Linked DNA regions of Homo sapiens: region 2 is linked to region 1. Evidence: read pairs that join two places in POLR2A ChIA-PET (ENCODE). Cell type or tissue: OCI-LY7. All regions are shown on one strand. Each heading gives the region's core, and the rest is flanking DNA. Links, peaks and the distances in the headings are about the cores only. Region 1 overlaps CUX1 (cut like homeobox 1). Region 2 overlaps CUX1 (cut like homeobox 1).

Region 1 (11,894 bases), core at 3,847-11,846:
CTCATTACCAGGAGGTGGGCACCAAGCCATTCATGAGCAATCTGCCCTCATGGCCCAAACACCTCCCACCAGGCCCCACCTCCAACACTGGGGATCACATTTCAACATGAAATTTGGAGGGGACACTAGCCGGGTGTGGTGGCATGTACCTGTAATCTCAGTTACTCAGGAGGCTGAGGCAGGAAAATCGCTTGAACCCGGGAGGCAGAGGTTACAGTGAGCTGAGATTGTGCCACTGCACTACAGCCTGGGTGACAGAGCTGAGACTGCACCACTGCACTCCAGCCTGGGTGACAGAGCAAGACTCTGTCCCCCCCCAAAAAAAAAAAAATATATATATATATATATATATATATATATATATATATATACACACACACATATATATATGTGTGTGTGTGTGTGTGTGTGTGTGTTAGGGGACAGATGTCCAAAGTGTGTCAGTGTCCATCATGGCTATTAGACTGTCAGGCATTGAATATGGGCCCATGTTTTATTTCTCTTTATTTCCTCATTGTTGAACACATGGGTGTGCCTCCTATGGATGGGACCAGTGGCTGACTCACCTTTCCAAACTTGCATCCTGATGATCTGTAAAGTGTACCCACCCTGTAAGATTGTCGTGGGACAATGTAGATAAAAACCTCGATATACAGCCTAGTACACAAAGGACGGTGTAAATATTCTCTTCCGTGCTTCGTAGATTTCATTTTTGAACGCTCAGATTGTTCTCCGGCAAAAAAAAAAAAAAAAAAAAGTGCTTGCAGTGAGAACCTGCCCTGCACTCTCAGGCGAGCTGTTGGGTGCAAGTCCTGCAGGACTGAGCTCTGAAGGCCACCCACACCCTGGGTTGTGCTTGGATGATGGCATCCCTCCTGGCACAAGCGCAGATGGGCAGTCGGGAGGGAACATCAGCCTGGGAAAACTAGATGTCAGTGAAAAATGCTGGAGGTGGCTGGCGTTCGCAAAACTCAGTCGTAAAAAACAGCACGTTCTCAGTACAAAATGAGCACTGTTAAAAATAAACCGCGCAAGAAGAAATATATGAATACGAGGGCATGGCAAACAGTTTTGCAAGGTATTAAGATCGCATTAATCTTAATTTTATTATATATTAAAGTTTCTAACTTTTCAAATAATGCAGTTTTCGTTGTTTTAAAACGTCTGAGAATTATAGAGCTATTTGGTGTGGCTCTCAGGCAAGGACTCCTGCCATTTATTGGGGCCCTGGTTTTATTTAATAGCCAGATGAATGGAATAGTTAATAAAAGAAATATTGCTTTATTCCCTGACATTTATGTCCTTGGTTTCCAATAAAGAATTGAAATTATGAATAGTTGATGGTTTAAATTGATGTTTTATGTTGAACGCTAGCTATAATTTGCCCTCTGAGGATTGTAATACCGAGAAACAGATGGTTTCTCACAGTAACAAATTGCTATGTGTATACACGCTATAGTCTTGGCTTTCAGATACTTTCACCTTTGGTTCTGAGCTGCTCTGCAGACGGGAGAGGGGGGTCGTGCGGGGAGATCAGCCTCTGGAGGAAGGGGTTTCCTGCCCTGTGGGGGAGACACAGACAGGCCCTGGGGGTTCAGGGAAACTGGGGAAATGTAGCTAGCCTGGCATGGTGTCAGTACCTGGGGCCAAGAGGAGCGTTCTGTCCACGATCATGGTGGCAGCTGCAAGGTAGTGCCTGCAGGACTGCTGTGCATGTGGCTGTTTGACACCATGCCGTGCTGCAAACTCCACATCTTCCTAGAACAACCAGGAGAATGCCGTGGAGACTTGTTGCCAGATTTTTGCAGTTGCCCTGCAGTGGAGAGGTTAAGAGCTTGGACTCCGGAGCCAGGTGGCTGGGCCACTTTGGGGGAAGTTTCCCAAATTCCCACATCTCAGTTTCCTCATCTGTAAAATGTGCATAAGAGCAAAAGCCACCACCCTGTTTTGAGGATTCAGTAAAACCATCCCTCTAACACAACACTGAGCCCAGTGCCGGGTATGGTGTCAGTGTCTGCCAGGTAATGGTGTAACGAAAATTACAAAGCAGATTGATGTGGTGTGATTCTTGACGTTACAAAAGCTTCCTTGTTTTTCAGAGGGAGTTCCCACAGGGGTTCTTTAGACAGGCAGTGCATTAAGGTTGCAGAAATTTACTTTCCAGAAGGTTTTAAAGGAACGCAGCTTCAATGGCAGCAAGGTACCTGAAACAGGAACCCTTCCAGAGTGTCTCTGTTTTGTTGGCCTTTGAGACCTGCCGCTTCTGACTGCGGGGACCTGGGCTGCCCCAGATCTGTCTGTCAGAAGCCTGGAGTTGTTAAGCTGGTGAAATTTAACACCACTGTAAAGAGCCCCTCACAGACAATTCAGGAACGCTTACAGATAGAAACCGGTCCTGGTTTTAAGGTGTAATTTTGCACAAGTGTTAACAACAAGAGATGGAATTGGTAACGAGGCACTGGGGTCGGATCTTCATATTTTTGTCACATTTCATCGGTGAGATCAGTAGGTCTGTCTCCCCTAAGAGGAGTGTGGAATTTAGTGTTTTTCCTTTTTTGGGCTGTGACCCAAGAGCTTGTTTTCAAGATATGTATTTATTTAGAATACAAGGCTCTTTTCCATAAGGAAAGAAAATGTTACAGAAATGAGCTCTCAGTTAATTGAATAAGAAACCTGTTCGTCTCATGACTCACTTAAGAGAGAGCTGGCAGCCCTTCCTGAATGCCTATTACAGGCGGCACTGTGTCCTTTTACTTAATCTTCCCAAGGAGGATGAGGGTTGCAGGCTCCCCAGGCCCATCGCTGTGTTGGTGAGTGACAGAGCCTCTGTAAAGGAATGGGGATGAGCTCTGAGCCCTTTTCCCGTGGGCTCTGCTGCCTGGAGGCATGCCCTCCCTCGGCTTGTCTTCCAGCTCTCGCACAGAACCAAGTGTTAACTGGTGGTGGTTTGGAGACGAGAGGAAATGGACCGTAAGGACCATTGAGTTGGCATAAGGAGACCAGGGCCCAACTCCGGACCCTACCAGAGCAGAGTCTTTCTCCTCTGTAATGTGAGACTGTAGAGCTCTAGAATGTTCCTTCTCCAACTCAGAGCTGATGCTGTCAGGGCCCTGCTGCAGGGTCCTTCAGTGGCTCCCTGTGGCCTGAAGGACAAGCCAGCTCCTGCCCTGGAAGCCGTGGGGATGTGGTCCTAGCCTGTGCTCCTGCCTCGCTCACCTCCCTGGAACACCAGGGCCACCTCTCTGGGCTCCTCCTGTGCCCCAGTCTGCTCCTGCCACCCCTGTCCCACCGTGCTTCCTCCCTCCCTGTGCCTCAGCTCAGGCCTTGCCACCTGGAGCTCTGACCTCGTCCGTCTTGGAATGAGGCACCTGCATGGGTAGCCCATGGGTAGAGTTGCAGTCATCTGTTTGCTTTCGATTCACTCCCGCATCCCGACACAGTGCCCAGCACATCATCGATGAATGAGTGTGGGGCAAATGCTTGCACAGAAGTCCGTGCGTGAGCCACGACGGTAAACAGAGGCGCTCCTCTTGTCCTAATGTGGAACTCCCCAAGCTACGGGAAAGGGGTGCATATGGACCGCTGCTCACTCACGGCTCAGATACTTCCACGGTAATGGGTTGGCGACAGTGACTCAGCTTCTCATAGGTTCAAGCGGAAGAAATGGTGAGTCCTGGAGCACTGCTTGCTTTGAAGTCTGTTTCAGACTAGGGTCATGTTTCAAAGTTTTTGAATTTCTTTTTTATTCAAAAGACATTTGATGAGTTGACTATTGGGGGAACCTTGACCCCGGTGACTCCGTGGGACAGGGGATACCCCCGGGGTCCCTTATAAGCCTGCTGACTCACCGCCTGTTCTCCATCTTCTGTCTTCCACATTAGAAGCAAGGGCGGGGACATTGCCTTTCCCGGCCGCTGCGGTGTCCTGGCGCAGGGCACGTGCCTGAGGGCCCTTGGTCATCCGAGGGAGGACTGCACCAGGGACATCAGAGTGCTGATCTTACAGGAAACGGCAAATGAATGGAATTGGTCTGACTCCATATTACTCCTTACTTAGATGTAAAACAAATACACATGATTTTTCATCCTAGAAGAAAGTCTAAACGAACTCTTGACAAAAACAGCCAAGTTCAGAGAAAGCTGACTCTGTTGGTGTAAGAAGCGTTTTTTCAGGCTGGGCTGCTGGCTCATGCCTGTAATCTCAGCACTTTGGGAGGCCGAGGCAGGTGGATCACTTGAGGTCAGGAGTTCGAGACCAGCCTGGCCAACATGGGGAAACCTCGTCTCTACTAAAAATAGAAAAATTAGCTGGGCGTGGTGGCGCATGCCTGTAATCCCAGCTACTTGGGAGACTGAGGCAGGAGAATCACTTGAACCCGGGAGGCAGAGGTTGCAGTGAGCTGAGATCACGCACTGCACTCCAGCCTGGGCAACAGAGCGAGAATCTGTTTCAAAAAAAAAAAGAAGAAGAAGCTGTTCTCCGTGAGTCAGCCCCGGTGTCTGATAAGTGTCTGCAGCTGACAGCTCAGAGCTGGTGTCAACCCACTTTGGAGGCTGGGGTGGGAGGCAAGAAACCCAGACAGAACCCCTCCTGGCTGCAAAACCTCCAGGCTTAACTGTGGCGCCCACTCCATGGTGGGTCTTAACTCTCCTGAAAACACTTCATGGGCTGTGGGCCTCTCGGGTGCTTCTGCGCCAGCTCTTCCTCTTCACCTCCTGCCACAGATCTGTGTCCCCAGGCTCTCCTGTGTGTCTCCCTGCTCCTCCTTTCCCTCCAGGTCCGATTCCACAGCCCTGGGCTGCCTTTCCACCTCTGCCTTCTCTGGGGTATGTCCTCGCCTCTCCTGTCACCATTGTCCTCAGGGATCTTCCAGCTTTCCAGGCATTTGGAAAGAGGCCTCCATACCTTGATGTGGCCTCCCAGGTTCCTTGCGACAGAGTCCTGCGTCGGGATACCAGGGGCTGGGCGCGGTGGTTCATACCTGTTATCTCAGCACTTTGGGAGGCCAAGACAGGAGGATTGCTTGAGGCCAGGAGTTTGAGCCAGCCTCGGCAGCATAATGAGATTCCATCTCTACAAAAAAATAAAATTTAGCCAAGTGTGGTGGCATGCACCTGTGGTCCCAGCTACTCGGAAGGCCAAGGCAGGAGGATTGCTTCAGTCCTGGAGGTTGAGGCTGCAGTAAGCTATAATCGTGCCATTCCAGCCTGGGAAACAGGGTGAGATCCTGTCTCAAAAAAAAAATAATAATAATAATAATAATATTTGTAGGGGAAGGACACTCAGATTTCCTACTGGAAGCAAGGCTTCCTCATTCCATCAGATTCTGCTCCTCCTCCAAGGCTCGGCTCAGGGGCCTGCCCCTCCATGAACCTTCCCAGCCCTCAGCCCCCTTCCTTCCTATTCCCCCAGCACCGACGTCACCTCATCCTGCCCGACTCTGTAGCATGCAGGCCTCCGTCCTCCACCCAGCTGCAGAACCGGAGACCTCAGGTGGTATCTGGTTCCACGTGTCCCCAATGGCACCTCGCCTGGAACGATGTCTGCGCCGACCAGTGATAACAATCGAAATAGCAGGCGTGGCTGACCGTGTGCCGAGGCTCGGCGTGCCGCACTGGCCAGCCGTGATTTCATCTCAGCCTCTAGCATCCTGCTGGGGTAGGTTAATAATCCCTGGATTTCTCAGATGGGAAATGTTAGGAAAGTCTGTAAGCCCCCATGGAAGGTCCCGGAGCCCAAATTCAAACCCGAGTGGAGCGTTCTGTTGCTTCACTGTGCTCTGGTGTGAATTTTAATGTAAGGCCCTGGCATTTAAGAGCTCGAAGACACCATGGAGGTGGAGAGCTCAGCCCTGTCATTGGATGGAAGCTGAGACTGGTGAGATTCTCACCGGGGCTTTTGCAGGGAGTTTGGGGGAATTTTGAAGGTGGTACAGGTGTTCTGACCCCAACACCATCTCCTCCAGCTGGGCCACACACTTATTTCCTGCTCCTACCCCCGTCCTTCCCACCCCTTGGATTCTGGGTGTACAGAAGAGTGGGCACATGCTAAGGTCAGCCCTGGGTTAGCCTCATGGACAAGGTGGGCCTGGAGCAGGAACCCGCCTGATAGAAGACACTCAAAGTCTGTCCGTACACGCTCGGTGTGGGCATCGCTTGCACGCAGGTGCAGCTTTTGCTGTGGGAAACCACTTTAAATGAATTGATAGCCTCACCACAGTGGAGCCATGGCCCGACTGTGGAGAGACTCCATTGTAGAGAAATATTTGAGTGAAAGGTTTCATGTCAGAATAGCATCTGCATGCAAATAAGAGGCATGGGCGGGTGCAGTGGCTCACACCTGTAATTCCAGCTACTTGAGAGGCAGAGGCAAGATGATCTCTTGAACCCGGGATTTTGAGACCAGCCTGGACAACATGGTAAGACCCCATCTCTTAAGGAAAAAAAAAAGGTTTAAATTAGCTGGGCGTGGTAGTCCCCGTAGATGAAGTTATTTGGGAAGCTGAGGCAAAAGGATTGCTTGAGCCCTGGAGTTCAAGGCAGTAGTGAGCTATGATTGTGCCACTGCATTCCAGACTGGGCAACAGAGCCAGACCCCATCTCTTTTGTTTGTTTGTTTGTTTGTTTGTTTGTTTTGTTTTTTTGAGATGGAATCTCACCCAGGCTGGAGTGCAGTGGTGAGATCTTGGTTCACTGCAACCTCCGCCTCCTGGGTTCAAGCGATTCTCCTGCCTCAGCCTCCCAAGTAGCTGGGATTACAAGTGCCCACCACCATGTCTGGCTAATTTCTGTATTTTTAGTAGAGATGGGGTTTCACCATGTTGGCCAGGCTGATCGTGAACTCCTGACTTCAAGTGACGCTCCCACCTCGGCCTCCCAAAGTGCTGGGATTACAGGTGTGAGTCACCGCGCCTGGCCCAGACCCCATCTCTTTAAAACAAAAAAGTACATGGGATAAATGGGGAAAACACTCTTGAGACAAGACCAAAACATACAGTGGCTGCTAAATGTCAGTGCCATGAGCCCAGGGTTCTCCTACATCCCCTTCCGTGGTCAGGGAGGACTGCTGGGCTCTGTGTCTTCTGTGATTCTCCCCTGGCTCTGAGCCCTTTGCACCTGCAACTCACAGCGCCGCTCAGGTCCCTGGGGGTAAAGTGCCATAGGATAAAAGCCACAGGAGGGTTTTGAAATGCTCTTTTCCTCTCAGATATGTATTTCCGCATCTTTACGGAGTCTCATCAACGCTTTTTAAACCTCCCCTGGGATTTGAACCAGCGCCCATAGATACAGGTGGCTTGTCAGGTCAGCTAGGTGCTGCTACTGAGGCAGCATCTGTCCCTAGCCCCGCACCCACAGGTTCAGAAGGGGAACGCTTCCCCCGGGTGGCTTATGAGATCCAGTACTTCTAGTTTCACTTCTTTAAAAATACCGTAAAAAAGAAAAAGGCTGTCAAAACACAAGCAGTGTTTGAAACGAAGCTTTGTAGGTCCCCCTACACCACCACCGTCGTGGGCAGCATAGCGGATGAGTTCTGGGACACCAGCTAAAATGTGGGCAAGAGAAGCCAGGGCGCGTAGCAGATGTGTGTGTGTATCTTTATGGGATTCAAGTCATGTCTCTGTTTTGTTGACCAACTTCCGCTAGAATTCATAGCCATCTAGCCTATGTATTGGATTTTTATTTCTGTGATGTCTGCTTCTTTTAAAAATATCAGTTGGGGCCGGGTGTGGTGGCTCATGCCTGTAATCACAGCACTTTGGGTGACCGAGGGGGGTGGATCACTTGAGGTCAGGAGTTCCAGACCCACCTGGCCAATATGGCCAAACCCTGTCTCTACTAAAAATACCAAAATTAGCTGGACGTGGTGGTGTGCACCTGTAATCCCAGCTACTCGGGAGGCTGAGGCAGGAGAATCACTTGAACCCGGGAGGCAGAGGTTGCAGTGAGCTGAGATCGCGCCACTGCACTTCAGCCTGGGGAACAGAGTGAGACTTCATCTCAAAAAAAAAAAAAAAAAAATCAGTTAGTAGCCAGGCACCATGCACACACCTATAGTCCCAGCCACTCAGGAGGCTGGAGGATCACTTGAGTTCAGGAGTTCAAGACCAGTCTGGGCAACATAGCAAGACCTCATCTCTACAAAAAATAAAAAATTAGCAGGGCATGGTGGCACATGCCTGGAGTCCCAGCTCCTTGGGGGAGGCAGGAGCATCTCTTGAGCCCAGGAGTCCGAGACCAACTTGGGCAACATAGTGAGATTCCGTTTCAAAAATATGTATCAGTAGGTTAATCTAGACTTTGTTTACATGGGCCAAGTGGCCAAGGTCACATCTTAGAGTTGTGGACTGTATAATCAGGTAAGTGTGGCTACAGTCACAGAAAGTCAGGGTAGAAAGAGGCTTGGAGGGGGGTGCACTTCTTCTAGCCAGAGCTTTCCTACTGAGCTCCTTAAAGCACAGGGGAAAGTGGGACGGGGTTGGGGGGCAACCTAAAACCCACCCCCTCCCATCTTCAACCAGTGCGACCCTGTTTTTACCTGCTCAGCAGTATTGTGCATCCCTGTAAAATTTTATTTGAAAATGGCCTTCTGCAGTTAAAACTACAAAAAAAGGTTGAAAGTGGCCAACTTAAACTCCACTCTGTTTCTTTTTTGATTGGGGAGACTGGTGTGCATAGAAGGGAGGTGTCAGCTAACGAGACTGTTACCTCACCACAGATGCCCACCCGTGGGTGATGGAGCTCCCAAGTCCTGGGCCACACCCTACGTGCCCCATGCCCAGCAAGTTGGGTGGGGGAGGGGTCAGTACATGTTTGTAAGATAAAGAAAAACATCCTTCCCAATCAGCCGTATTACCCAGAGGGTGATACTGATTTAGATCTTATTTCAGTTTGGTTAGAGAAGCTCAGGTACCAGTGAGCAGAAGTCTGGCCATTGTGGTGGCTTCTGGAAGATGATGTGCCATACTGTTAGCAGGGGTGCAATTTGGGGTGTGAGGCCACCAGAGCTTTGATTTCCGCCCCCGCCGCCCCCCTCCAACCCCCGCCCCGCCGGATTATTTGGAGTTTTTTTATTGTTGTTCATGGTAATTACCTGCTATTAGACAACAATCTAGTTCCATTTGCAATAGGGAATAATACGTCTGTGACACAGTCTCCAGACTTAGGGAGCCTCTGGCCACCCCGAGGGGGCCCTGGTCATTCTGCTGCTGGTCATGCCTAGCTCTGGGTGGCCGACTAGGTGGCCTGGGCGGGAGGGTCCACTCTTTGCCTTTATAAAAAGAAGGGCTTGGGCCAGGCGTTGTGGTTCATGCCTGTAATCCCAGCACTTTGAGAGGCCAAAGCAGGAGGATCACCTTAGGTCAGGAGTTCAAGACCAGCCTGACCAACATGGCAAAACCCCGTCTCTACTAAAAAATACAAAAGTTAGCCGGGTGTGTGGTGGGTACCAGTAATCCTAGTTACTCGTGAGGCTGAGGCAGGAGAATCGCTTGAACCCGGGAGGTAGAGGTTGCAGTGAGCCGAGGTTGCACCATTGCACTCCAGCCTGGGTGACAGAGTGTGACTCCGTCTCAAAAATAAATAAATAAATAAATAAATAAGATAACAAGGCGTGCTGGAGATGGCCACAGGCCTCCAGCAGCCGCACCATCAGAGAAATGGAGTCAGAGAGAGCTGCAGCTGCTCTGATGGGGGGTGGGAGTATGCAGGATCCTCTGGGGGTGGCTCAGGCCTCCCAGGGGAGCACTTACCTTTTCATTTCATAGTATGTCGGAGCTGCTGATGCAGGAATAAAGCAAAGTGCCTGGCACTCTGCGCGACTGCTATTTTTTCATTCATTCATATATTTGTCCTTCCTCTACACATGTATGGCAGATTAACAAAAGCACCTCCACGGCCTAGCTATGTGGCCCCCACGGGTTTCTTAGCCTCTCTGAGCAAGTTGGACAGGGCTGCCTTTTCCTCTCCCTAACTCTGACTTCTGTCCCAGCCTCTTCCATCTAATGTCAGCCCTCATCCCTGCCTGCCCCTCCCGGTGCAGACTGGGACATTCTCAGGCTGTTTGAGCCACCCCTTCATCCTCTGTGCTTTTCCCTGGCATCCTGGACTCCCTTCTCCCCTTCATGGTGCTCCTAGGCCATTCCCAGCGCTCCTGTTACTCTCTCTGTCCTCCCAGCCCCAAACCCGTCCAGCTCTGTATCCATCTGCCTGGCTGCCATTCATGCTGCAGACGTAGCACTCCCAGAGCCCATCTGTCTCCACACATTGAGGCTTCCAGCCCCCTAACCCCGGTAGTGGCCACAGTGCCCAGTGGGCCACCCCAGCCAAGCCCAAGAGTGGCCACATGGGAGCCCTTCTTCCATCTCCCTCCCCTCATCCACACATTACCAAGTCTTGCCAATTTCATCTCCTGAGGACCTCAGCTTCTGTCATTCTCTCCCCATTATACTGCAGTTGCCACCGTTATTTCTCTCCTAGACCTTGGCTGGCATTACTTGGACATTCATTTCTTTGGAATCTCTTGGCCAGCTTTGCACACCTTTAACTAGACTAAGAAGATTTGAGGCCAGGGGCAGTAGCTCATGCCTCTAATCCCCAGCAGTTTGGGAGGCCGAGGTGGGCAGATCACCTGAGGTTAGGAGTTTGAGACCTACCTGGGCAACATGGTACCCCGTCTCTATTAAAAATACAAAAATTAGCCAGGTGTGGTGGCACACGCCTGTAATCCCAGCTACTCGGGAGGCTGAGGCAGGAGAATCGCTTAAACCCAGGAGGTGGAGGCCGCAGTGAGCCAAGATTGTGCCATTGCACTCTAGCCTGGGTGACAGAGCGAGACTCCGTCTCAAACAACAGCAACAAAAAAGGAAATATGAGCTCCCTTCCCAGATCCGTGCCTCTGGACCTGGGCTGAAGGCTTCTACTCCCTCCATTGTCACCTTCGGGAATCTGCTTGTTACCTTCCTCCCAAGAATGTTCCAGAAGGTCTTGGTTTAATTTCTGGAGGGCATTCAAGAACTCAGTCATCTCACGTGTCTAGAAGAGAAACATTAAGGCCAGGCACGGTGGCTTATGTCGGTAATCCCAGCACTTTGGAAGGCTGAAGCAGGAGGACCACTTGAGCCCAGGAGTTCAAGACCAGCCTGGGCAACATAGCAAGATCTCATCTCTACAAAAAAAAAAAAAAAAAAAAATTAGCCGGGCATGGTGGCACATGCCATTAGTGTCAGTTATTTAGAAGGCCGAGACGGGGGGATCATTTGATCCCGGGAAGTGAAGGTGCTGTGAGCTGCGATCCTGCCATTGCATCCAGCCTGGGCAACAGAACAAGACCCTGTCTCAAAATTAAAAGAGAGAGAGAAACAAACATGGCAGCTCAGAAACCTGGCTGGGGGTGATTGTGGGGAACTGCTGCTGACGGGCTCTTGGGCACACCCCTCACTCCAGCCATTCTGCCTGGATGCCTTAGGAACACTCCTCATACCCTCCTAAGAGTCCCATCCAGGCCGCCATGGCTCACTTATCCCTGCCACGTGGACTCCAGAAAACATTCTCAGTAGAAACCCACAGAAACTGTTCCCAGTCACAAAGCACGCCAGGTGCATCCTGTTCTTTCTGTCATTTAAAAAAATGAATGTGTCTCTATCCCTCCTTCTTATAAAACAGTACCCTCTCACCCTGCATGGCTTAAATTCTGGTCTATCTTACGCCTTTGGATTCAATGACCTTCATCAAATGTCTGCAAGGCAAGGGCCATTTACAGTAAACATGGTGGGAACTTAGCAATGTACTTGGGAAATAAATTCTGGTCACCAAATAGAGAAGCAAATGCAACAAATAATCCCACAGACCATTATAAAATGTCTTTTAGACGATAGTTGTCAAGAATTAGAGTTACTC
Region 2 (11,894 bases), core at 1,265-9,264, 93 kb before region 1:
GGTCACCTTGCCCCCTGCGAGCGTTCTTTCATCATTTGAGCAGCCAAGCATCCCTTTTGGGCCAAGTTTGCCAAAGACTCTAACGTAGAGAAGTGGACAGACCCAGTTGCATGCTGATGTTAGGGGCAGAGAGAAAGAAGGAAAGATCCTTGCCTAGCTTAAGCCCTTGTGCTTCTTCCCCACATTTATTTGACTTCCCAAATTGGATTGGCTGTTGTGATTGAAAAGATTGTCAGCACTATGTAAATGAGAATGAGAAGTAAAAGTGCATCTCATGCAGATAATTTCTATGTAGATAATTTGCCATAAAAATTTATATTGCAGTCCTTAAAACCTTCGGAGATTTAGTCTGTCTAGGGAAAGGTGATTTATACGGCATTAAAACACTTTTTATGTCCCAGTCCTTTAGATTTAATGTTTATTGCCTATAAAAATGAAATCTTCTTGTGGATATTTAAAAGTTTTGGTACTGTGTGAAATATATATTCAAGTTAGAAATGCTTTGGAGATGTTGTAAATAAGTGGCAAATCTCTTGCTCCAAAGTCCACTGTGTTGTCTGGGCCCGCATCTTGGCTTTGCACGCCTGAAAAGCTGCCTCGGGTACCGGTGTCTGATCATCACCATAGTGGGTCGCCAAGTAGGAGAATGTCTTATGTAGGGATTTGGTGGTTTTTCAAAAAACTTAAATTAGCTAACAAGGATGGGACTATTATAATTCCTCAGAAAGTTATGCAAGGTCTGACCAGAATTTCATTCCAATCTGCAGAAAGACTGAATTATGGTGCAGTTTTTTTGGTTTTTTGTTTGTTTGTTTTTTGAGACGGAGTCTCGCTCTGTCGCCCAGGCTGGAGTGCAGCGGCACGATCTCGGCTCACTGCAAGCTCCGCCTCCTGGGTTCACGCTATTCTGCCTCAGCCTCCCAAGACGCTGGGATTACAGGCGCCCACCACCACACTTGGATAATTTTTTGTATTTTTAGTAGAGATGGGATTTCGCCGTGTTGGCCAGGCTGGTCTCAAACTCCTGACCTCAGGTGATCCACCCGCCTCGGCCTCCCAAAGTGCTGGGATTACAGGCGTGAGCCCCTGCGCCCGGCCTATGGCGCAGGTTTTAAAGAGTGGAAGTGCTTTGACAATGGAATGCCCAGTACAAAGCAGTTTTTAGGCTTTTGCAGCCACTCAGATTCATAACAGCACGCTTCAATTCTGGTCTTAAATAAAACTCTCATGGAGTAAATAAATCATATGGTGGGGACAGCACTGCTGTGGAGGAGGGTACTGTTTAAGCATTTTGGGGGTTCCTGAAAGATGTTTCTCAAAGTGAGCGCTGGAGAGGAGTACCTGGTTTGATTGTTGAACTAAAGTGTGGTTTCTGTAACCCTAGGGAGTTCTTCCCTAGGTATGATTGAGCTCCCTGAGTGCTGGGATGGTGACCTCCCCAGCCTGTCTCCAAGTCTGAGTACTGGTCGGCTTCCTAGACTCCTTAAAACGCTGGGTATTTTATTTAATTAATTTATTTATTTTTGAGATGGAGTCTTGCTGTGTCGCCCAGGCTGGAGTGCAGTGGTGCGATCTTGGCTCACTGCAACCTCTGCCTCCTGGGTTCAAGCAGTTCTCCCGTCTCAGCCTCCTGAGTAGCTGGGATTACAGGCATGCACCACCACGCCTGGCTAATTTTTGTATTTTTAGTAGAGACGGGGTTTCGCCATTTTGGCCAGGCTGGTCTTGAACTCCTGACCTCAAACACTGGGTATTTTGGAAATCATGTGGGAAGTGCTTTTCCTAGAGTTTTGTAGCTCCTCAAAAAGGCAGAACTAATCAACCAGGCTTCCCCATTGTAGCCACAGTTGGATCCCAATGGTAAGGGCCATTGGGAAACCAATGGTCTGGGTGAGTCTGGCCTGGGACCCTGGCATGGGGAAGAGACTGGACTTGAAGGCTTTGGATGGGCAGCTTGGTCTGGACAGTATTGGAAATAAAGGAACTTGAGACTTTGAAATTGCTGTGATGGGGGTGTTCTCACCTGTCCATAGGGGTGGGATGTCAGTAAGCTTTGCCGGTGTCTGTCCCATAGATAGACTCAGCTCTGCATTGCAGCCCCAAAAGGAGCCTGCATTCTTAAAAGAATTTTAGGGGAAGAAAGATTTAAGAGAGCACCTGAAGTCCTGAATCCCTTCAGAAGGAATTCATGGCTGCCTGTAGTCAGCTGCCAGTCCAACCTTGCCCTCCAAAAGAAGTCACAGAGATTGAGTTTTCAGCGAGGCAGGGAGAAGTTGTCACATTTGCCTAATTCTTGTAGAGGTGAGAGTGGGAGTAAACTGGAAGGGGGCGGATTATTGGTGATTTGGGGGCCACGTTTCCTTGTATCACCTGTAAAGTTTTTTTTTTGTTTTTGTTTTTTTTTTTTTTTTTTGGAGACAGGGTCTTACTCTGTCATGCAGGCTGGAGTGCAGCGGCACAATCACGGCTAATTGCGGCCTCAACCTCCCCAGACTCCCAAGTAGCTGGGACTATAGGCATGCACCACTGCACTTGGCGTATTTATTTATTTATTTATTATTTTTTCGAAGAGACAGGGTCTCCTTATGTTGCCCAGGCTGTTCTCAAACTCCTGAAGCAATCCGCCCACCTCAGCCTCCCAAAGTGCTGGGATTACAGGTGTGAGCCACCATGCCTGGCTCACCCATAAAATTAAAATGAAAAGAGCAGACCACAGCCAGCAGTCTTCCGACCTCCAGCTCTTGCAGGTCGTGGGCAGCCTTGCCCCAGGTGCAGCAGGTAGGCCAGGAAGCAGGTGTGGGAACAGAGCAACAGCAGGCACCGTGGGGACATGCACAGTAAGCGTCGAATCGGTGTGCGTTTGCAGAAACGTGAATGGGTGAATGAAGGGGTGTATGAAGGTATACACAGGAACGCCACAGTCAGCTTTGTGTAAAGTAGACCAGTGAACAGATTGCTGGTATTGCTTCTGACAGCTCTGCTCCTCAGGGGAAAATGGTGAACTCACTTTAGAACTCGCCTTTGTCAGCTCCAACTAGACTCTGGAAGGAACACAAATGCTCAGACTTTCCCATGACAGACTGTGAAGCAAAGCCAGTTACACAGCTACCGTCACTAATATTTTTGGTATAAAGCAGTTGCTAAAATTAATTCCAGTCTGAAACTTGATGAATTCTCAGTCATGGAATTAACAGGTCTTAAATGGGAAAAATAAAAAATTAGCTTGATTAAAAATAAATGTTTGTGCTGAAATGTGGAGCCTGTCTGTCCCTAACAAACTAAATATGAAGTTTTTCATCTTAGAGGATTTGTTTGCCTTTGAGTATTCATAGGGAAAGTGCACGTTTGTACCAGAAATTTAGAGACGCACTCCCAGTAAGTTCTTACGAGCAGTCAGTATTATCCTTTTTGTATAAGGCAAGCAGTCAGTCCCTATGAAGAGTAAGATACAAGCCTGGCTCAGCAGTGGCCCCCCTGAGCCTATCTGATGTGCAGAAAAGTCACGCACACACAACTGTCTTGAAGGGCAGCCTCCTTTCAGCCAGCACCCATTTACTCCCTCTTATTAGGCCTTCCTCTGAATTTATATCAAGCAAACTATTTAGGACGCATCTGCGAAGCAGGAAGTGTGTTTCATTTTGTTTTTAATGAGGTTTCAAACTCTCTCTTCCCATCTCTGTCCCTGGATGACAGCGCAGAGTTTTACGTCATTTGCTATTAGACATCTTGTGGCTTGACATCCTCGAAGGCTCAGCCACCCCTGGGTGTGTTTGGTTAATACAGCAAGTGAAGCCTGGGCAACATATCGAGGCCTCATTTCTACAGAAATTTTTAAAAAGTAGCTGGGCATGGTGGCATGCACCTGTCGTGTCAGCTACTTGAAAGGCTGAGGTGGAAGGATTGCTTGAGCCCAGGAGTTCAAGCCCGCAGTGAGCTATGATCGTGCCACTGTACTCCAGCCTGAGTGAAGGGCGAGATGTTGTCTCTTAAAAAAAAAAAATAATAATAATAAAATAAAGAAAAGAAAAAAGTAGAGGTTCTGTGCTTAGTTAGAAGATATCTAACAACACAATTGGTTAGACTTTCATAATTATTTCTGCTGATGTAAGTATCACAGCGCAGGTCATGGGCAACAGTTTACTGTTTTCACACCCAGCTTCAATGTTAAATGAACCCCAGACTATAGCGTGACCAGTCTGATATTATCATCCCCAAATCTTTATAGTTTCAGCTCTTGGGATGGATGACTGAATAACCATTTTTTTTCCAGTGTGGTAGTCTTAGGGTTTTGCTTATTGGTGTGTGTGTTTCAAGAGGAACCTCTGTTCCTTGGACTTGATGTGAGTGGCAAGTCATGTAAAAAGCTGGATTTTATCAATAGTTTTTGTCTAAAAACCAAAACCAAAAAATTCTTCCCCTGCAGTACCAGTGCTTGAAATAAACCACCCTCCTACCCCCACCCAGCTTGCCTGCGTGGATCCAGTAGCACCCCCGGTACCCCGGTGGGCCTTTTTGGCAGCCCCGAGGGGTCAGGGATCTAGGGGGAAGAGTCACCGCAGGGAGCGCAGATGTACTTGGAGTGGGGAATGGTTGGGGGGGACCCATTCCCCTGCTTTAAACCGCAAATGTCTTTTGATATCTAGTAAAATTGGCAAGCAGAATGATTGAAAACATGTGAGAGGTAACTGGATCTAAGTCTCAAGTAGTACATATTTGAGAAGTTTTCCCCAATGTAAAAGTCACTCTTTAAGAGCCTTAAACTAATAAAAACAAGGAAATTCCATGTTACGGCTGCCACTCGGCCTTTTCATTTTTATTCCAGAAGTCAGATCTGACAGGTCAGCAGCTCACTGGCTCTGGGCTCCCCGTGTTTAAAGCAGTGGGGACGAGGAGAAGAACTGGCAGCCGCCGGGACGGGGAAGTCTCCAATGCCATTCAGTGCCAGGCTCGTAATTCCCTCTTAGTTTATCCTATTTTCTCTTCTTGGGGCGGCTTCCTGTATGTACTTTATTCACTGAAGCTGCTTCAGGATTCCTTCAGAGACTATTCTTGTTTCTTTCCATTTCTGTGTCTTTTTTTTTTTTTTTTTTTTTTTGAGACAGAGTCTTGCCCTGTGGCCTGGGCTGGAGTGCAGCGGCGCGACCTTGGCTCACTGCAACCTCCGCCTCCCGGGTTCAAGTGATTCTCCTGCGTCAGCCTCCTGAGTAGCTGGGATTACAGGCACGCACCACCACACCTGGCTAATATTTATATTTTTAGTAGAGACAGGGTTTTGCCATGTTGGCCAGGCCAGTCTCGAACTCCTGACCACAGGTGATCTGCCTGCTTCGGCCCCCCACAGTGCTGGGATTACAAAGCATAAGCCACCGCACCCGGCTAATTTCCTTTATAGTTACACTAGCTTGGAAGAATAACATACTGAGTGGCGTGGAAGGCGTTGGTGCACATAGGTGCAGCATCCCAGAGCCCCGTCCACTGGCGGCTATTTGTGCATGGCTGCCTGTGGCTTCTTATCTGTGATGGAACCTCGTGGGCAGAGAAGTGGCTGGAGAGCATCACCAAGGCTGCCTGGTCCAAGTTGCTTCCTGTTGCTGCATGGGCAGTGTTCTGGGGTCCAGACCCTGGGTGGTAGTGATAAGATGGTGATGGGGTGGAGTGGGTCCTTATAGATCCCACATTACTGAGCGGCCTTTTGCCCTTCAAACCAGATCACAATCCCCTCCCTGCCAGTTGGTCCTCAAGAAATCACAGGAGGCTGGGCGCAGTGGCTCACGCCTGTAATCCCAGCACTTTGGGAGGCCAAAGCAGGTGGATCACTTGAGGTCAGGAGTTCGAGACCAGCCTGGTCAACATGGCAAAACCCGGTCTCTACTAAAAATACAAAAAAAATTAGCCAGGTGTGGTGGTGCACTCTTGTGATCCCAGCTACTCGGGAGGCTGAGACAGGAGAATCTCTTGAACCCAGGAGGCAGAGGTTGCAGTGAGTCAAGATTGGATTGTGCCACTGCACTCCAGTCTGAGTGATTCTGTCTCAAAAAAATAAAAAAATAAAGAAGTCACAGGAGGCCCAGCATACAGAGAACATCAGGTATAGAGAGATGTCCTTCCTGGGCCAAAACAGGTGGTGTCATTTTGCTGAGTTTGATAGAGAAAAAGTCCTGATGTCTGTGTACATAAGAACTCACGTCTAGAGTTCGAGAAAAACCGGTGATGAGAACTTGAACTTGGAGGAGTCACAGGGGGATCAGGAAAGCTTGGTAATTGGCATGAATTTCCTACCTCCAGGGGCCTGGCACAGAGACCTAGGATGAAGAGGGGGCCATCGAGCATGGTGTGAACTTGGAGAGTGTGGGGAGCTGCCCCAGCCGAGGGCACTGGATGGGAATTCATGCCAGAACCCCATCACATAGCGGCAGGAGCTGTAATTGTGCTTCTTAATTGTGTATCTTCATTTAGTGCGAGTTTAGGTGGTTAGCAATAGCTCTTTAGCTAGCTTTACAGAGTCTAAGTTAAAGAGCCCCTCAGCTATCTTGTAGAAAGCGCCCTGGACAGGATGGGGTGATGCTGACAGCTGGAGTCACTGTTCCAGCGCCCAGAATGGGGAGACTAGCAGCACTTCTGGGCAGCCCATGAAGCAGCCTCTTCCCTCTGCCGGTGTCCCTCATGTCCAGCAGAGCTAGAAGTGAAACTCACTGAGGATTGACGCGGCCCCTTTAAAATCGCATCTCCGCTCTTGGCACCAGGAGCTGTCATGTAGTGTAACCTGTTGGTGCCCAGAACCCAGGTTTCCTGGTGGCAGCCAGCGGTACCGGTGCCAGGAGGCAGCGAAGGAATCACTTGCGACGCCCGCTCTCTCTGCCATACGAGTGTCGTTCTGCGGGGCCATCTGGCTGGCAGCAGCTCTCAGCCAATGGCAGGATGTTGTAAACCTCACTCGCTGAATGCGGCACCGAAAATCTTGAAAATTAACTGCAAAAATAAAATCAAAGCTGGCTCCGAGATGGTATTTCTTGGCCTGGCATAAGCTCTCCGGATGAACTTGCTCTGCCTTGTTGATAGATGCCTCTTACTAGTTTGGTTTTTTCCCAGGAGCCAGTTGGCATCTTTTAACTTTTCCTTGTAAAATCCAGGCAGAAACATTTTGAGAGCTTTCTGGAGTTTTTATTTGCTAATTAAAATGTGAGAAGGGAACACAGCCACAGGTAGAGGTCTAGTGCAAGCCACAGCTGTGATTCAGAAGAAGAAAAAAAAAAGCCAAACCTGACAGTTTCAAAATGAAGTTATTAGCACTTCACCTATAACTGTGATAGCTTTTAACTTGCAGGATCCTTCTCTTAGGCACCACCTCCCATCCGAACCCCAGAGCATATGGGAAAAGGAGCTAATGTGTGTAAGTTGCAGGATACTTAATCACTGAAGAATCTAACAATGATAACTACTATCTCTCTGGAACTTTTTTTTAACTTAGAAGAGTATGTCTTGTTCTGTTTATATATCACATAGTTTTCCAACGACCCTGGGAGGTGAGGTAGGTGGTATATTTTACCAATGGGAAAATCGATGCTCAGGAAGTCTTGGTGACTTGCTCAAGTTCCCATAACAAGAAGCTGCTGAATCCAGGATGGAACCTGGTCTACCCCAAATGCCCCTACTGCTTCCTAGGGCCCAGTAATGCCCCTGGGTAGGGCGGGCCCAGCTCTGGAAGAAACAGGGCTATACAAAAAATCACCCAATATTGGGTCACCAGCCTTCTTCTACTTGCAAAATAATTAAGCAAAATCTGTTTTTATTTGTTTTTGAGACGGAGTCTTGCTTTGTCGCCCAGGTTAGAGTGCAGTGGTGTGAACTTGGTTCACTGCAACCTCCGCCCCTAGGGTTCTAGCGATTCTCCTGCCTCAGCCTCCCGAGTAACTGGGATTACAGACTTGCACCACCACGCCCGGCTATTTTTTTGTATTTTTAATAGAGACAGGGTTTTGCCATGTTGGCCAGGCTGGTCTCGAACTCCTGACCTCAGGTGATCCACCTGCCTCGGCCTCCCAAAGTGCGGGGGTTACAGGTGTGAGCCACTGTGCCTGGCCACAAAATCTATTTTAATTCTGCAAGTTATAAGCAGCCAGTGGCCCACCAGGCCCAGCTGTACGTTCCCAGGGACCCCCCAAAGCGTATATGTCCCGGGCACACACACACTAGGTGGTTTGTTTTGTTCCCCAGCAGCCCGTGTCTGCCCGGGCAGATGTTAGTGGCTGAGAAACCCCAACAGGGAGTGAGCCACAGGCCCGCGGGTGGCTTCCCTGCCAGTGTTCTCCTCGCGAAGGGGAAGGGAGCCCTTGCCAGAATGGCTGGTGCCCTAACAAATTGATTCCTGCCAAACAATAGAAATAAATATTTTCAGCAGACAGAAATGTTGGCTCTGAAAGCATTCAAATTAAAGGCTTATTTCTGAAACAAATACTTTAGGAGGAAAACATTTTTACCAGCGCAGATGAGATCAGAGCTATTCCTTTTGGCAGTGGCAGGACTATTTTGAGACTCAGCCACAACGGTTTCCCTGCCCCGTCTCGTTTTTCACTGATGACCTCGCCCCCTGTTTCATGGAGACAGGGAATTGCATTCAGCTAGAGGCATGGGGAAGAGATGGTGGCATGGTGTTCTGCAGAGAGCCTCAGTTGGACAGTCGGCCGAATCTGGATTCAAATCCAGGCCCTACCTCTCCTGCTATGATTTCGACAAAGCCGGTCAGTCATCTGATCATCAGCTTCCTCAGTCTGTGAAATGGGGCGGTACCTCCCTTGCAATGGTTAATAGCGTTATCCTCAGGACCTGGGGGTCATTGGAGGCCAGCACTGTCCCTAGAACTCTCTGTGTTGATTAAATGGTCTCTACCCGCCCCAGCAAATATAATTGCCACTAGCTACATGTAACTGTTGGGCCCTTGAAGTATGGCAGCTGGAATGGAGGGAACAAATTTTAAATTTAACTTAGATGAAATGTAATCCACATGTGGCCACTGGCTACCATTTTGGATAGTGCAGTTCCCATTCATCCCTCTCATTTCATTAGTTGGTCCCTGGAGCCAATTAATTGGTTGGAGGGTCAACCCACTACAAATCTCCCAAGTCTTTCTCTGTGCCGGATGCAGCTGTGCGGAGTTGGGACCTGTCTGTTGTCTTTGACATCCGTCTTCTGTCCTGCAGACGGAGCAGTGGGGCAGTGCCATCGAGCTGGGCAGAGGAATTAATATCTTAGCCATCAACTGCCCAAATCAACCTTCATGGGCATCTTTTAATTTTCTAAGAGATGGGGTCTTGCTGTGTTGTCCAGGCAGGACTCGTGGGCTCTTTCCGCCTCAGCCTCCCGAGTAGCTGGGACTACAGTTGTGCACCACCACACCCCTCTGATATTTCTTAATTTTAATGGCTGATGTTTCTTAATTTTAACAAGTTCCCATATGTCTCATGATGTATGCTAAGTATAAAAAGAATAATAGAAGGCATGAAGTCAAGGGGCCTGTTTCCCGGGCATTTGTTTCAGTGGTGAGTCACATTCATGCGAAGCCTCGGTTTCCTTATCTGTAAGACCAGATCAGCAAACCACCTGTGGCTGCCTCTCTCCCTGGTTGACCCCGAGGCCAAGAGGAGGGGCAGGGTCAGCAGCCGGCCAGACCTCAGTAGCCCCTCCCCATCCTGGTATGGGGGAACACAGGAGGTAGAAAACAAGTGACCTACACAAGGCGGGTGGTGGCGGGGGAGGTCCCACTTTAACAGGAGGCAAGATGGCCGGGAGAAAGCTATGGGGAACCCAGGCAAATGGAGATGAGCAGACCCCAAGAACCGTACCCTAGGGGGCTGGCTGGGTCGGGGGAATTAGGGTCCTTTGGGCTCCTTGCAGAGCCGAAGATTGTAGTGGGGAGCACTGCGTGTGCCTACAAGGCTGAGCCTGGCAGGCAGAATTATGTGTTGTTTTGAGATAACAGCCACAACAGAGCAGTAAAGAATACTGCTTATAAAACGGACATTTTTTTGTAGCTCAAAAATGGTCAAATATCAGTAATGTCATGTGGTTTGAGTAATCCATAAAGCAGAGCCCTTCTCGTTAGGGCTGAGAATTATCCTCCCCTCTCCCTGCCACAGAGCCGGCCACGTGGCCTGCCCCGGCACCTGCTCCGCCTTACATGTCATTATGCGTCTCCGAGACAGCGTCTCTCACATCTCACCGTTTAAATGAGCGTCTAGCAAGTATTCTATGGAGTGCAATGCTTGTTGGATACATCTGGCATTTTCATCTTCGCAGAGTGGGTTTGTGACGGGGTGAAAAACAAAAAAACAAATTCTTGATTCTTGATGGAAATCTCTCAGTCCTGAGAGATTTATAAAAAAGGCTTGTAGGAAAACTTTGTACGCGTAGCTTTTATACTCATAGACCAAATTATAATTTTTTATTCAATCTTATTTTCTGAATAGGTAACGTGTTCACTTGGTCTAAAATCAAAATTTTAGCCAGGTCCGGTCACTCGCACCTGTAATGGCAGTACTTTGGGAGGCTGAGGTGGGGGGCGGTCACTTGAGCTCAGGAGTAACATGGCAAAACCGTGTCTTTACAAAACACACACACACACACACACACACACACACACATTAGCTGGACATGGTGGCACGCGCCCGTAATCCCAGCTACTCAGATGGCTGAGGCGGGAGGATTGCTTGAGCCCAGGAGTTCGAGGCTGCAGTAAACTGTGATTGCATCACTGCACTCCAGCCTGGGTAACACAGTGAGACCCTGTCTCCAAAAAAATAAAATTTGTATGTTTATATACTGAGAAATTTTGTCTCCGCCTCTGTCCCTTTTTACCCCTACTGTCTACCCTAAGTCAGTACTGTACTTCTGTTCATTTTCTGGGGGTGTGCTGAACAGATTCAAGAGAATAGCATTTCCATGGAAAGGCCGCAGCTTGTAAGTTTCACTTGAATTTCCGTGATTGGGAGTTAATATCAAATGATCTCTCAGAATCAAGAAATACTGATACATATCAAATGTATAATAACATTTTGAGAATTTTTTTTTTTTTTTTTTCAGACAGAGTCTCACTCTGTTGCCCAGGCTGGAGTGTAGTGGTGTGATCTTGGCTCACTGCAACCTCTGCCTCCCGGGTTCAAGCGATTCTCCTGCCTCAGCCTCCCAAGTAGCTGAGATTGCAGGCGCCCACCACCACACCCAGCTAATTTTTGTATTTTTAGTAGAGATGGGGTTTCACCATGTTGGCCAGGCTGGTCTCAAAGTCCTGACCTCAGGTGATCCCCCTGCCTTGCCCTCCCAAAGTGCTGGGATTACAGGCGTGAGCCACTGCGCCTGGCCCCATTTTGAGAATTAAAGGAACATGGGCACGTAATCTTTATACGAGGTGGAGTCAGATTGAATAGCAAGAGGAAGAGAAACTGACATCCACGCTCATTGCACTGGGCGTTTTATGTGACTTAATCCTCATAGCAGCTCTATGAAGTATGTATCAGAGGGTGTCCCCATTTTACATTAAATCACTTGCCTGGATCACTCAGCTGGGGAGGGTGAGAGCCAGGTGACCTACCCAAGGCTGTGTCTCTGGGTGGGGGGCTCAGAACCTCTCTCCCTCGTTTTGTAGTAGCCAGACATTGTCTCGTATAAACTATGGCAACTGGAAGTGAACCAGGTCTTTTCCTGCCCTCTGATTTTGGTGGAAAATGTGACCTACCCAGGAAAAGCACTATGATTTTAGGAGTTTAGGTGCACAAAGCTGTTTTCCAAGCATGCTCATTCTTCTCCCAATTTGGGACTCATTGCTGCCTCTCTGCCCTCATCTGTGGGGCCAAGGGAGCTGGAGCGACAGCCACAGCAGACCGCTCTGCATCCCTGTATGC

What was found. ChIA-PET counts read pairs that join two places held together with the same protein. Peaks named below come from ENCODE experiments on the same cell type or tissue, not always from the same donor. Only the 100,000 strongest peaks of a DNase experiment are listed, where the experiment ranks them.
Region 2: POLR2A ChIA-PET joins it to region 1 with 18 read pairs; 2 of 35 experiments call an interaction of 5 or more read pairs at or near these places.

What each region holds. Positions count from the first base shown.
Region 1 is chr7:101,983,760-101,995,653 of GRCh38, forward strand. The region is part of intron 2 of CUX1 (cut like homeobox 1); the gene reads left to right. Among named protein-coding and RNA genes, the nearest start is that of CUX1, 170 kb to the left of the region's middle. RefSeq lists enhancers at 1,286-2,198, 3,185-4,384, 5,174-5,983, 5,879-5,928, 7,468-7,527 and 1 more and a silencer at 4,330-4,624. In OCI-LY7, for the core only: CTCF peaks have their summits at 5,574, 5,777 and 7,202; DNase peaks (open chromatin) are centred at 5,512, 6,262, 7,272, 9,762 and 4 weaker places; H3K4me3 peaks cover 6,258 bases; H3K27ac peaks cover 8,000 bases.
Region 2 is chr7:101,893,514-101,905,407 of GRCh38, forward strand. The region is part of intron 1 of CUX1 (cut like homeobox 1); the gene reads left to right. Among named protein-coding and RNA genes, the nearest start is that of CUX1, 82 kb to the left of the region's middle. RefSeq lists enhancers at 2,299-2,799, 2,800-3,300, 6,828-7,327. In OCI-LY7, for the core only: no CTCF peak of the experiment used is centred there; a DNase peak (open chromatin) is centred at 2,788; H3K27ac peaks cover 3,220 bases.